Linked DNA regions of Homo sapiens: region 2 is linked to region 1. The links are chromatin loops, found by intact Hi-C in ENCODE. Cell type or tissue: mammary epithelial cell. All regions are shown on one strand. Links, peaks and the distances in the headings refer to the core of each region. The heading gives the core; the rest is flanking DNA.

What was found. Peaks named below come from ENCODE experiments on the same cell type or tissue, not always from the same donor. Only the 100,000 strongest peaks of a DNase experiment are listed, where the experiment ranks them.
Region 2: a loop joins it to region 1, with 2.1 times the contacts of the local background. A loop is called at or near these places in 1 of 110 quality-filtered maps.

What each region holds. Positions count from the first base shown.
Region 1 is chr9:14,344,872-14,350,240 of GRCh38, reverse strand. The region is part of intron 1 of NFIB-AS1 (NFIB antisense RNA 1); the gene reads right to left. It also overlaps a transcript of NFIB not described here. Among named protein-coding and RNA genes, the nearest start is that of NFIB-AS1, 30 kb to the right of the region's middle. RefSeq lists an enhancer at 940-1,439. In mammary epithelial cell, for the core only: a CTCF peak has its summit at 2,108; DNase peaks (open chromatin) are centred at 1,650, 2,190 and 2,600; H3K4me3 peaks cover 4,014 bases; H3K27ac peaks cover 1,876 bases; H3K27me3 peaks cover 443 bases.
Region 2 is chr9:14,196,928-14,202,296 of GRCh38, reverse strand. The region is part of intron 2 of NFIB (nuclear factor I B); the gene reads left to right. Among named protein-coding and RNA genes, the nearest start is that of NFIB, 110 kb to the left of the region's middle. In mammary epithelial cell, for the core only: no CTCF peak of the experiment used is centred there; a DNase peak (open chromatin) is centred at 2,956; H3K27ac peaks cover 2,788 bases.

The DNA.
Region 1 (5,369 bases), core at 119-5,118:
GTGTGGTTCTTTTCTGTGCCCGTTTGTATCTCTAATAAGCGGCATTGTTTATTATCCTTGGGTCGGGGCCCCTGGGACTGAACCGAAATAATACAGAGGCACCGAGGCTGAGCGCTGGAAAATACTCCGGGTTTCCCAGGCCCAGGAGGGTCCCCGGGGCCGCCAAACGACCCTCCTGGGGAAAGCCCACCCGTGCGTGCGTGCCTGGTGAAGGGCAAGTTTGCACGAGTTTTTCCAGGCAGGGAGAGATCATGGGCAATCCAAAGCCCAGATGAGTGGGTATAGAAAGGGGCACACGGGGAAGGGAAATGCCACTGTGGACCGGTAATGGGGGTGTGACTTAAGAGCCAATATTGACAGGATGACTTTTTTTAAGGGAGGCGGGGGACTGCCGCGCGGGAAGCGTTCTGAGCCGTCTTTTAGCTCGAAGTCTCAACTCTCATCCCTATGCAAGAAATTGTCACTAATAAATTCTTTTTTCCGCATAGCCCATCAGTCCTCGCTGTTAAAGCGAGTATCCTAAACAAGATGAGGCTAACTTCCCTCCTTCTCCGTAGTTACCTAATATTTGCCCACATTTCGTTTTCAGCTGGGTGCTTTGTGGCCGTAGGGAATGTAAGTGCATGCCCCAGGAAATAAAGTGCCGCTGTTCCCCAGCCACAGATCAAGTCTTTTCTTCCCTTTGGACCCCAAACGAGCCCTGCTTTGGGGCTCTCCAAAATTTCGCTGCTCCCAAAACGGAGTGGGGTTCGCTATCAAAAAGCAGAAACCCGCATGGGAAACATAACGCGGAATGCCTTTGGCGTCTCGGGGAAAATTTCCCGGTTGAACCCAGTCTACGCTTCCACACCCCCTAAATTTAATGTCGGGCGGGCTCCGTTGCAGAGTTTGCCCTAAAGAAGGTTGTTAAATACGTGCCATTCTCGGGACCGTGTGCTCCTCAAATGAGACTTCCAGCCCCAGGGCCCAGCCTGAACTGTCCTTCCCACAGGTTCGCATGCGAGACCAAACCCCCACCCCGCTAGCTTCCAAAAATTCTCCCAACAGGCTACAAAGACTGCTCAAATTGTCCTCGCTAGCTTCGCTCCCCCATTCAGTTAGATTGTTTAAAAATACAGAGATCTGTTTGCTCGCAAGAGCAGAGAGTGATTTCCCTCAAGCAACTCGTGCGAGAGCTTTAGGCAGCCCCTGGGTTGCAGCGAGTCCAAGCGTCGGTGGAGTTTTCCGAATTTCAAGAAGTAGTAAAGTGAATTTCGGTACAGGGAAAAGTGCCGGGTGTTGGAGCGCAAGGTGGGGGCGGGAGCCCAGGAAGCCGCCAGGAGGTTTTTTTGTTTTTAATGTTAGACACGCATGAAGGCGCAAGCTTCGTGGTTTCCGAACTTAGAGAATCGTGCCGAGTTTGGGCCCATCTCCGCAGCCAGGGGCCCAGCACAGAGCACAGGGGGCTGTTTCCAGTTTTCAAAGAGCGAGCAGAGGCGCGGGAGCAGCTCGCTAGGCACTGCCACATGCAGCTGACTGTCCGCTGCTCCCGGCTCTTCCGCCCTCTCTCTTCGCGTGGCACCCCCAGAGCCATCCCACTGCTGCCAGTATTGCGCAGAAGAAGAAGGGTTCCAGGCGGCAGAATCCCCCAACAGGTAGTTTCACCCGGGCGCTGGCCTGGCTTAAATATCAAAGGCTGGGCCGCCTGTGCCGTGCTAAACTGGAGCCGAAGCACTGACACCTAAAGAGTCTAGGAACGAAAGCTGCGTTCTGGGAGTCACTTTAAATAACCTTGTTTTCTCTCCACCCTCCAACTTCTCCCGAAATAGCGTGAGCCCTGCCGTTTGGAACGGCGCTCAGCGAGCCTAAATAAGCTGCTTCAGGCTGTAAACTCACAGCCAATTTGGGGTCTTTTTTTTTTTTCACCCCCGGTAGTTACTACAGAACCCAACTCGGCTTTAGAGCCATAGGTATTTATTTGGGAATTGGAAAATTCCCCTCAAAGCAAAAAAGGAAAAGGGTGCGCTGCAGTTGTATGATATAATTGAATTATGCCTTCCCCTGGCGCACAGTAAGGAAAAGCGGAATGCCAGTAGGTGTGTAGAATGGGCCGCGGCGGCCTCACGCCCCAGAGGGCGCACCACATTTCCTTCCCAGGGTGCAGGGAGAACTTGGGTTGGGCGACTTCGTTCCGCCCCCAGCATAAATGCCCAGGTTAGGGCATCACAAAAACCTAGTCCTGGGTGCTCTGTCGGATCGCTAGCACCAACGTCCCCGCCAAGGACCGCGAGCGCACGTGGTGCGCGGAGACCAGACACCGCGTGCGACGCGAAACTACGCGCGTCGCTCCAAAGCTCCCTGGCGCGCGCGCGCGCTCGGCCCTTGCTGGGCGGCGGGATACTGGGACCCTCGGCGAGAGAATCTAATCCCGCCTTGGCAGATAAGACTTGCCCTCTACCGCCCTGAGCCGTCGCCGGGTAGTGATTTCTGCACGGAAAAAAAACCGCGGAACTCCTGGCCCTGCCTTGTCTGTTTCCTAAGGAAATGTCTTTTACACTCCGCACAGTCACCCGACCCCCCAGTGCCTCTGGGACCTTGGGCGGACCTGACCGAAGAGACTTGGATCTTCAACCGCCTAGGGAGCTGGCCACTCCTTCCCTTCTCCCTTCTCCCCTCTCCCAATCGCACCCAGCTCACTCCCTCCACACCCGCCCCAGCACTGTTAGCTTGCCCTGAGCCTCCGCCACTAACTGCGCTACCTAAACTTTCCAAAGAAAAGTTTTCTCGCGCTTTGCCAGCTCAAGTTTGCCCCAGCTGGCGCTGGCAGGAGGAGAAAAGGAGTCCCTCTTCCCCCTCCACCTATCCTCCTCTCCCTCCCGTCCTCTCCCTCCCCTAGGAGTCCAAACCTTGAGGGTGGGAGCGCGCGGTGGTGGAGCCCCCGAAGGCACTGACTGTGCAGGGGACGGAGTTCGTTTCTCATCCCCCACTCTCAGTGCCTCGACCGTTCCCGCCCCCTCCTCCCCCACCTCGCTTTCGGCGGGGAACTGCGGGCTTGTAGTTTAGTTTTGTTCAAATTTATTTCTCTTTTTTAAGATTTTTTTTTTTTTTTTAAGATCCCACCCTTCCCAAGCCTCGCGCGTCTGCCTGCCTTCCAGCTCCCGGCGTGGAGCTCAGGAGACGCACCCTTCGCGCCGGGCGGGTTGTCTCCCGAGTGGGGGCCAGGGGCTCCCTGGCCGCGATTTCGCTGGCCTAGTTTCGTCTCCCTAGGAGACCTAGGTCCTGTTGTGAGGCTAATTCGTGCGGGAGCTCGGCCTCACAGTAAGTGCCTCTTACCCCACCCTCACCCGAAGCTGTCGATGCAGCGGGTTTAGGGGGATGTTTGCGAGACAGCAATAGGTAGCAGTTGATAGGAGACCCTGTTCTGACGTCTTCTTGAGTTCTTTACACATACAGGTAATTAGAGATAGAAAAGATCCCCCCCTCAAGGTTCTATAACTCCTTGCGCACCGCCAGGTGACCATCACAGAAACCGCCCCAAGCTAGTTAATTTGTGGCCTATTATGTTTTTATTTTGTCTAGGATTAACGAGATTTGAGATTTTGTAGCCAAATTTACTACCCCGGGGCTTCAACTTTCAAACCAGCAAGCCAACGGGAACGTTGTGGCGAAACTGGATCTCCTTCTGCGTTGCTGGGGCGCGTGCGGGGAATAGAAACGAAATCCGTCGCCGACGGTGTGGCGTGGACTGCTGGGCCTGGGGACGCTGGGCGGGCTTTTCTGAATCCCATCGGGTTGGGCTTGAAATCGGACTTGACCCTGCCAGGGTTGTGCTCTGCGCTTAGCCTAGATTTTTCCACTTGGCCAGACGGCTCCTATCACACGTGGCAGATGACGCCCGTCCGGAGCGACGTTCCCAGGGGCAAGCGGTTTCAGGATCACCTTTACCTTTAGCTCAGGTTACGGGGGGGGGGTGTCGGTTACCTCGTGTGACTGCGGATATGAAATCTCCACCCAGAGCAAAGATGGCTACAAATCCTCTCCCCTCCGCATGAACATCAGGAGACTTGACTCCGGCGCCCACCGCAAGTCTCTTTCCAGTGCTGGGGTGAACACGTGCCCCACGCGCCCCCCGCGCCCGCGGCGCGCCCCCCTTCCCGTGGCTTAGCACAGGTCCCGCTTCTACTGTGCGCGCCGGGGATCAGGGTCGTGCCTCCTCAGCCCACAGGCGAGGCCTCCCACCCGCTAGGCTGGTCCCTGTACCACTTGGCCCATGTTGCCACCATGGCGGTGTCAGAGAAAGCCCTGCGGAGGGTCAACCAGAAAGGCAGGAAGTTTCTAGGCTCCTCGAAATGGCACCCGAGGAGAAGCAAAACCGTGCAGCGACATTCGTGGAACCCCTAAGTCATCTTTGAAAGGCCGTTTGAAGAGGGAGGGGTGTGAGGGGAGAAAAATACAGGTGAGGGGGAGGATAAAGTTATGGGTGTAAGCCGCCTCGCTTCTTAACTCTTTACCTAACCACCTTCAAGTCTGAGCGGTTGACACACTGGGCTTTTAAGTACCAAACTCCACGGAGATGGGGCAGAGGAGAAGCACCCCCAAACCCGCAGAGCTAGCCGCTGCCCGCTCTCTCCAAATGTGGCAGCCGCACTTCGGAGCGCAGAAGCACGGCTCTGATTTGCGTTTGCTTCGAAGATAAAGGATCCCGTTCACAAAGGAACCCCTGCTTCCCTTTCCCTACTCCACTCCTCTGCACCTTTCGCATAGCCTCAGACCCTTTGATTGCATTTATTTATTTTTAAGCTCCGGTACCCTAGATTTCACTGGGAGATTTTAAGGCAAGAATGGAGAAAGATGGGATTAAGAAAAAGAGCTGGCTGTGTTCTAGGGCAAGGTTAGAGAGGAATTGAAAATCGAGGGTAGATGAATTTGGGGATGTTTTAAAATTTCATTTCCCACAGAAGCTACCTCCTTTGCACTAGAACCTATTTAAATTATTGGGACAGGAGGAAGCTAGGAGTCTCCGTGGGAACAAAAAGTTAAAGGCTTTGGAGATGCCCCTTTCTCTTACCTCTACTCAAATGAATAAAAAGCAGCTCTCCTTTCAATTTAGTGACTGTACCCTTCAACACGCTCACTTCCGCCGCGAAAGTGTGTTAATGGCCAGTTCCCCCAGGGAGGCCGAGCTCAGGAGAGTGGCCCAAGACGGACTCCCAGAACCCCTGGAGCTGGGCTTTTTATTCTCTAGGATGGATGCTGGGAAGGGCCGAAGGTGGAAGCTGCAGTGCCTAGGCTGTAGGGGTGTGGGAAGAATGCCCCAACCACCCCTCTTCCTTCAAAGCCCCTCTTCTGCTGGTTATTTAAACCCTCAAGATTGTATTTCTAATCTTGAT
Region 2 (5,369 bases), core at 106-5,105, 150 kb after region 1:
ATCATACCACCTTTACACATTCTGCTTATCACAGCTAAACAATGCTTTTGCAGTCTGTGGCTTTTAGTCTCTCATGTTTTAGTTGCTATAAACAAAAATTAAATGAAAAAGTTTGTCCCACTGCTAAATCTTTGTGTGTGTGTGTGTGTGTGTGTGTGTGTGTGTGTGAAAAGTATCAATTTTATCTTCAAAATATAATGATTACAGATTCTGCTTATTTGTAAATTGTATAGAGAGCACATTTTACCTGCTAGCAAGTGAATGAAAGTCAACATTGTGCAAATGAAACCATAAGCTCCATGAAGACAAGAACAAATCATCTTTTATTGACTGTTGTAGACTGAGTTCCAAGGATGATACATGGACCACTGTAGGTGTTCAGTCCTTTTCAAAAAAATAAACGAATGGATAAATATCATCTGTATATGTCACAATCAGAATATTGAATGTTAATTACCTGTATAAATTGATAGCTCATTATGACTTTTTTTTTTTAAGGTTACTTTGTCTTTCTTTTGGGAATTAATGCTCTTTGTCTCAGTTTCTTCATGGATAGTACATCCAAGATAAATTTGTATGCCATTTAAATAGATTCCCAAAATTATTCAGGGTAAGTTGGGATACAGGAGGTCACAATCTTGGAGAGAAGTAATGTATAAACAACCAACTATAATGCACTGGTCGGGCCCTGCACTAAAGTGTGAGCAAGACCATGTGGGCCCCAGAGGGTGGTCTCATTAGATGGGGCAATAAGGTTCAGGAAGGTTGTAACAGACGAAATTCAAGAGCTTTTAAAGATGAATTAGGCGTTTGTCTTGCATCAAATAAGGGATATTCCAGGCATAGAAACCTTATGAGCAAGGGCACAGACCTGCAGTTGCACGGCATATTCTAGGACTGTTAAGAAGAATATTAGGAAGTTGGGTGTGGGTGTGAGGGGGAGGGTAAAGGGTGATGGTTTCTGTGAGAGTGAGGCTAGGCTGGGGCCAGGTTATGGAGCACCTTGAATGCTGTACTAAGGAGGTTGTAGATTATCCTAGCTAGCAATTGGAAGCCACCAAGGTGTTTTAAGGAGTGAAGTGTTGTGATTCCTGGTGGCTATGCAGAGGATGGAGTCTGGTTATAGTGTGAAGAGTGAATCATAATGGCCTGAGGAGGCTGAGGCTATTGTGAGGTAAAAATGTGAAGCTCAATAAGGGACTTAGCACCAGTTGGGATGGAGATGGGGAAATAGGCTTGAAAGGAAGATAGAGTCTGGGCTGACAACTGAATGTGAAGCTTTGGGGAGTTGGGGTTTCTGGAATGAGCATTTTCAGCTTGGGAAACTGAATGGCTGTGAATGCCATTAATTGAGATATGGATTGGTTGCGGGGAGGCAAGAGTGTACAAAGGTTGTGCACTAGCAACATCAGGAGGAGTTTTGCAGTTAAAGAAGAGGTTAGGGCTAGATATGGAGATACAGAGTTCTCAAAAAACGGGTAGTATTTGTAAACATGGACCTAGCTGAGTTTGCTGAGGGGGAATGTACAAAGACAAGAAGATGGCCAAGTTGGATGGATCGTCTTTGGGATCACCAACATATAAGGGACCAACAGAAGAGAAGGAGATAGCCATCAAGACAGGAAAGCAGCCCTCAGAAATAGAGGATTGGACCTAAGAAAGGAGTGGTGCCCTAAAGGAAAAGGGAAGGAGAATTTCCAAAAGCTAGGGATACTTAGTGTGAAAAGTCAACTAAGTAGAGTCTGGGAAAGTCAAGTCGTGTTTTAAAAAAAATAGTAATTTTGGAGCTGAAACACATACTTAGACTTACCGATCCTGAGAGCTAGTGTTGGGCATGAGGATTATTATTTTCTTATCTCACATCGTGATCAGAGAGTATGTGAGTTTTGGTATTGTGTTTTATTCCTTGGTCTAACTTCACTGAAACAGATTCTGGGGTCCTGGGTTGCTTAAAGGATGAATATTCTGTAGACTTTAAGAAACTTCTGATGAAAACAGTGGATTATGTTTATTGTAATCTTTCTCTTCTACCAGTTCTGAGAGGAAATTTGCATTTTCTTCATCAAATTTCACCATTGACTACTATATTTTAAGGAGGAGAAGCTAATTTGAAATTTTGCTTTGAGTTTTGAAGAAGGCATGAACAGTTTCACAGAAAATAGAAGGAAATATGCCCAACTACTGAGCACACCCCTTTAAATTGCTCTTACCAGGCCTTCAGACCTAGGGGCAAAATTATGCTCCAGGCTCCAGGTCCCTGGATTCACTCTGTTAGCAGCAGCAGTAAGGAACAGTTTATTTGGACAATCCCTTCTGCTCCTGTTCTCCCTGCGTGATTCCCTATTTTAGCTGTAAAAGACTCAGAAAGTGGTGATTTTATGCTAGTACATACAGAAATACCTTAGCAAATATGATTGAGCCAACTAATGTGTAAGTAAAAACAATAGCTGAGTGGAAACTGGGTGCAACTCTGCAGTCTCCTTGGATATCTTCAGGAGTTTTGTGAAATTAAAAAAAAAATGGATCCTGGATCCTCCAATGAACTGAAGTCATAATCAGTCTGCAATGTTGACTTGAGAATTTCTTTTAAATAAAAATAAATGACCAAGTGGAAGTCTTATTAGCTAAAACCAAAAGCACAAACATACATGGCCCTTTCACAAAGTAAAACGGCTATAAGCATAATGAGACTCCAACACATCTTTACTTTTTTTGCTGTTTTGTTTTTAATTTTTCCAGCTCTTAACATTCTAAGATGCTGCCTTACCACTTCCTTAAGGAAACACAAATGGGTGAGTTAAGTTTTTGAAAGTAAAGGAGGATCCTGTTTAAGTAGATTAGGGTCTGGCAGGCCATTTAACTTTATCAGGCATCTAAAGCCGAGGATGTACACTGTAGCCGGCTGTGAGTTGCCAATTAGCTGGGCTTTCCCCACTGTTTCTGGTTTGGCAGGGATGAGGTGGTTCACCCTGCCGCACTACTGCCTGCCAAGGACACATGGCCAGCTCCCGGCTTCCTGTCTTCCTCTTTGTGTCCTGGCCTTGCCTTCCAGGGAGCTGCCAGAACACAATTGCCAAAAAATCTTCCTTCAGAAAGGTCAAGTAACCTCAAGTCACCTATGCCAATATTTGTGTTTTCTTTTTAATCCTTCTGTGTTCGACTTGGAAAAAGCTGTAGAAGCGAACTTGCAGAATGGAACCTGGGTCACTTTGGATCACTTGGATAAAGCAACAGAACCCAAAGAATCCCTTGGCCAGTCAGGGTGTGATGTTTTGAGTAGAATTCTATTTAAAGCTCTGTGAAGTGTGATAGAGTTCAGAATGGTTCAGTGTGGATTTGGATTTAGTTGCTTTTTAGGATTCACTGTACACATGTGATTTTTGGCCAAAGCTGGTGCATCACATGGCAGGGAGAGGGAGAAAAGTGGAGATTGGTTTTGGCTTAAGGACTGCATTTTTGTTTGTTTGTGTTTTCAGGACTCTATAGTCACATACTGCCTTTTGCTTTCCAGTTTGGTGTCTGTGAGCAAGCATCAGCAGCCAAGTCCCTTGTACACTGGCTGAGAACAATGTGCGGGAGTTACCTGGGGTGCTTGTTGAGAGCGCTTTCTTGGCCCCAGCATTGCTGTACGAGTCCCAGTCATTGCGGGTGAGGTCGAGGAATCTGAATTTCTAACAAGCATCTCAGGTGAATCTGATGCTCACTAGAATTTGTGGACTGAATGTCACTGATTGTGAAATGACAATAAGGCAAGTAGCATTTATTGTCATGATACGGCAAGCTGTTCTACTTCTCCTTTAATTGGTCTTTTTGGAGCTCTGTGTTTAATTGGAATCTAGATTATATGCAGATCTCCACTGACAACAAACACTTTTCTGAAAATTGAACTTTTAAAAACCTGTTAACATAAGAAACTTTATCCAAGTAATTGTTCCAGGTTTAAACTCTAAATTTTAGGATGATTTATAAGGCTTTTTTAATGACACGTAGAATGCCATAGTGAACATCCGAAACGACTTTAGAAGGCTCCCTCCCCGTAGCCCACACTGTGAATCATGCTCCTTGGAGACGTGCAGTGTGATGGGCCTAGTGATTTCTGTTATGGAAGGGAAACCCCATTTCTCTAATACTTCATAAAGCAAAGCTTTTATTATTTACTTTGAAAAAATTCCATTTGAGGAATATGGAATTCTTAAAGTGCCTAAACCTGAGCCACCTACTAATTCTTATGGCTGTTGGTAATGAATATAGGGGGCAACGTGTATTCTGTCTGTAGACTCCAGGAAAGTTCAACGTAGCCCCAACATTCCCTTTTGGCTTTTCATGTAAAATTGTCCATAGCACTTTCTTCCTAAGCTCAGTTTAATTTTCTTTTGTGCCTTTTGTACCTCGAGATATGCTGTCTTTCTTGGTGAGAATGGTCTAGCCGTGAACCTTTTCGTCATTGTTTTGTAGCATTCGTAGAGTGAGGACCAGATTAACTGTGTAATTTACCTTTTTTTTCCCCAAGTTATTTCCAAAATTTGCTAAAGCGCTGCAGCCTCAGGGACACCTCTGACTTTCTGACACAGCTAAGAAACACCACACTAATTTGGAACACATGTTCTGTCAAAGTTTACCTATAGCCTTGAGTTCCAAATTTGCAACTTCAGCATCTTCTGTTGAAAATAAACAGCATATTTTTTCTTAAGCTCCCTTTTTGCCTCCCCTTGAACTCCACAGTCTTTTATAAATAGTAATAAGGAAATGTGGTTATGGGTATAATTGCCACAAGGCAATTGTACCCTAGAGGACTGATAGAATTTTCTTTTCTATATCGGAGGGCTGGGCTCCATCAAGAAGATCCATTTGCAAATAACTCAATTGGAAGAATAACAACAGTGTCTTTATTTTTATAGCAACTTTCCCTATAGAGATCACAGTACAGTGTGTTAGGGACATCCTATCAGATTCATTGTTCTAATACCCCAGTGGACTGGAATAAAGTTTTATTATAGCTTGTTTGAGACAGGAGAGTGAGACTGAGAAAGGTTAAGGGTCGTCCCTCAGATCCTAAGAAAGTCAGAAGGGGAAATGCAATGAAAAATCAAGGTTTTTCTATTACTCTGCAAGTTGTCAAGCTCTGCATTCCTTTCTGGTAATTGTAAAGGGTCAGAATAAAGCACAACCTATTTCGGGATTGCAAAGTAATGTAGATGAAAATGCCTCGAAAATAGCTAAGGTATTCTTGCTATCTTTATCATATTTAGTACAAATGGAAGGTAAGAAAGAGCCTTATTGTCAGTATCTAATTGTACCAATGTATATGAAATGGATTTTGCACATTCTTGATTGATTGGATTCAAACTGCCAAGTTGTCTTAATCATTA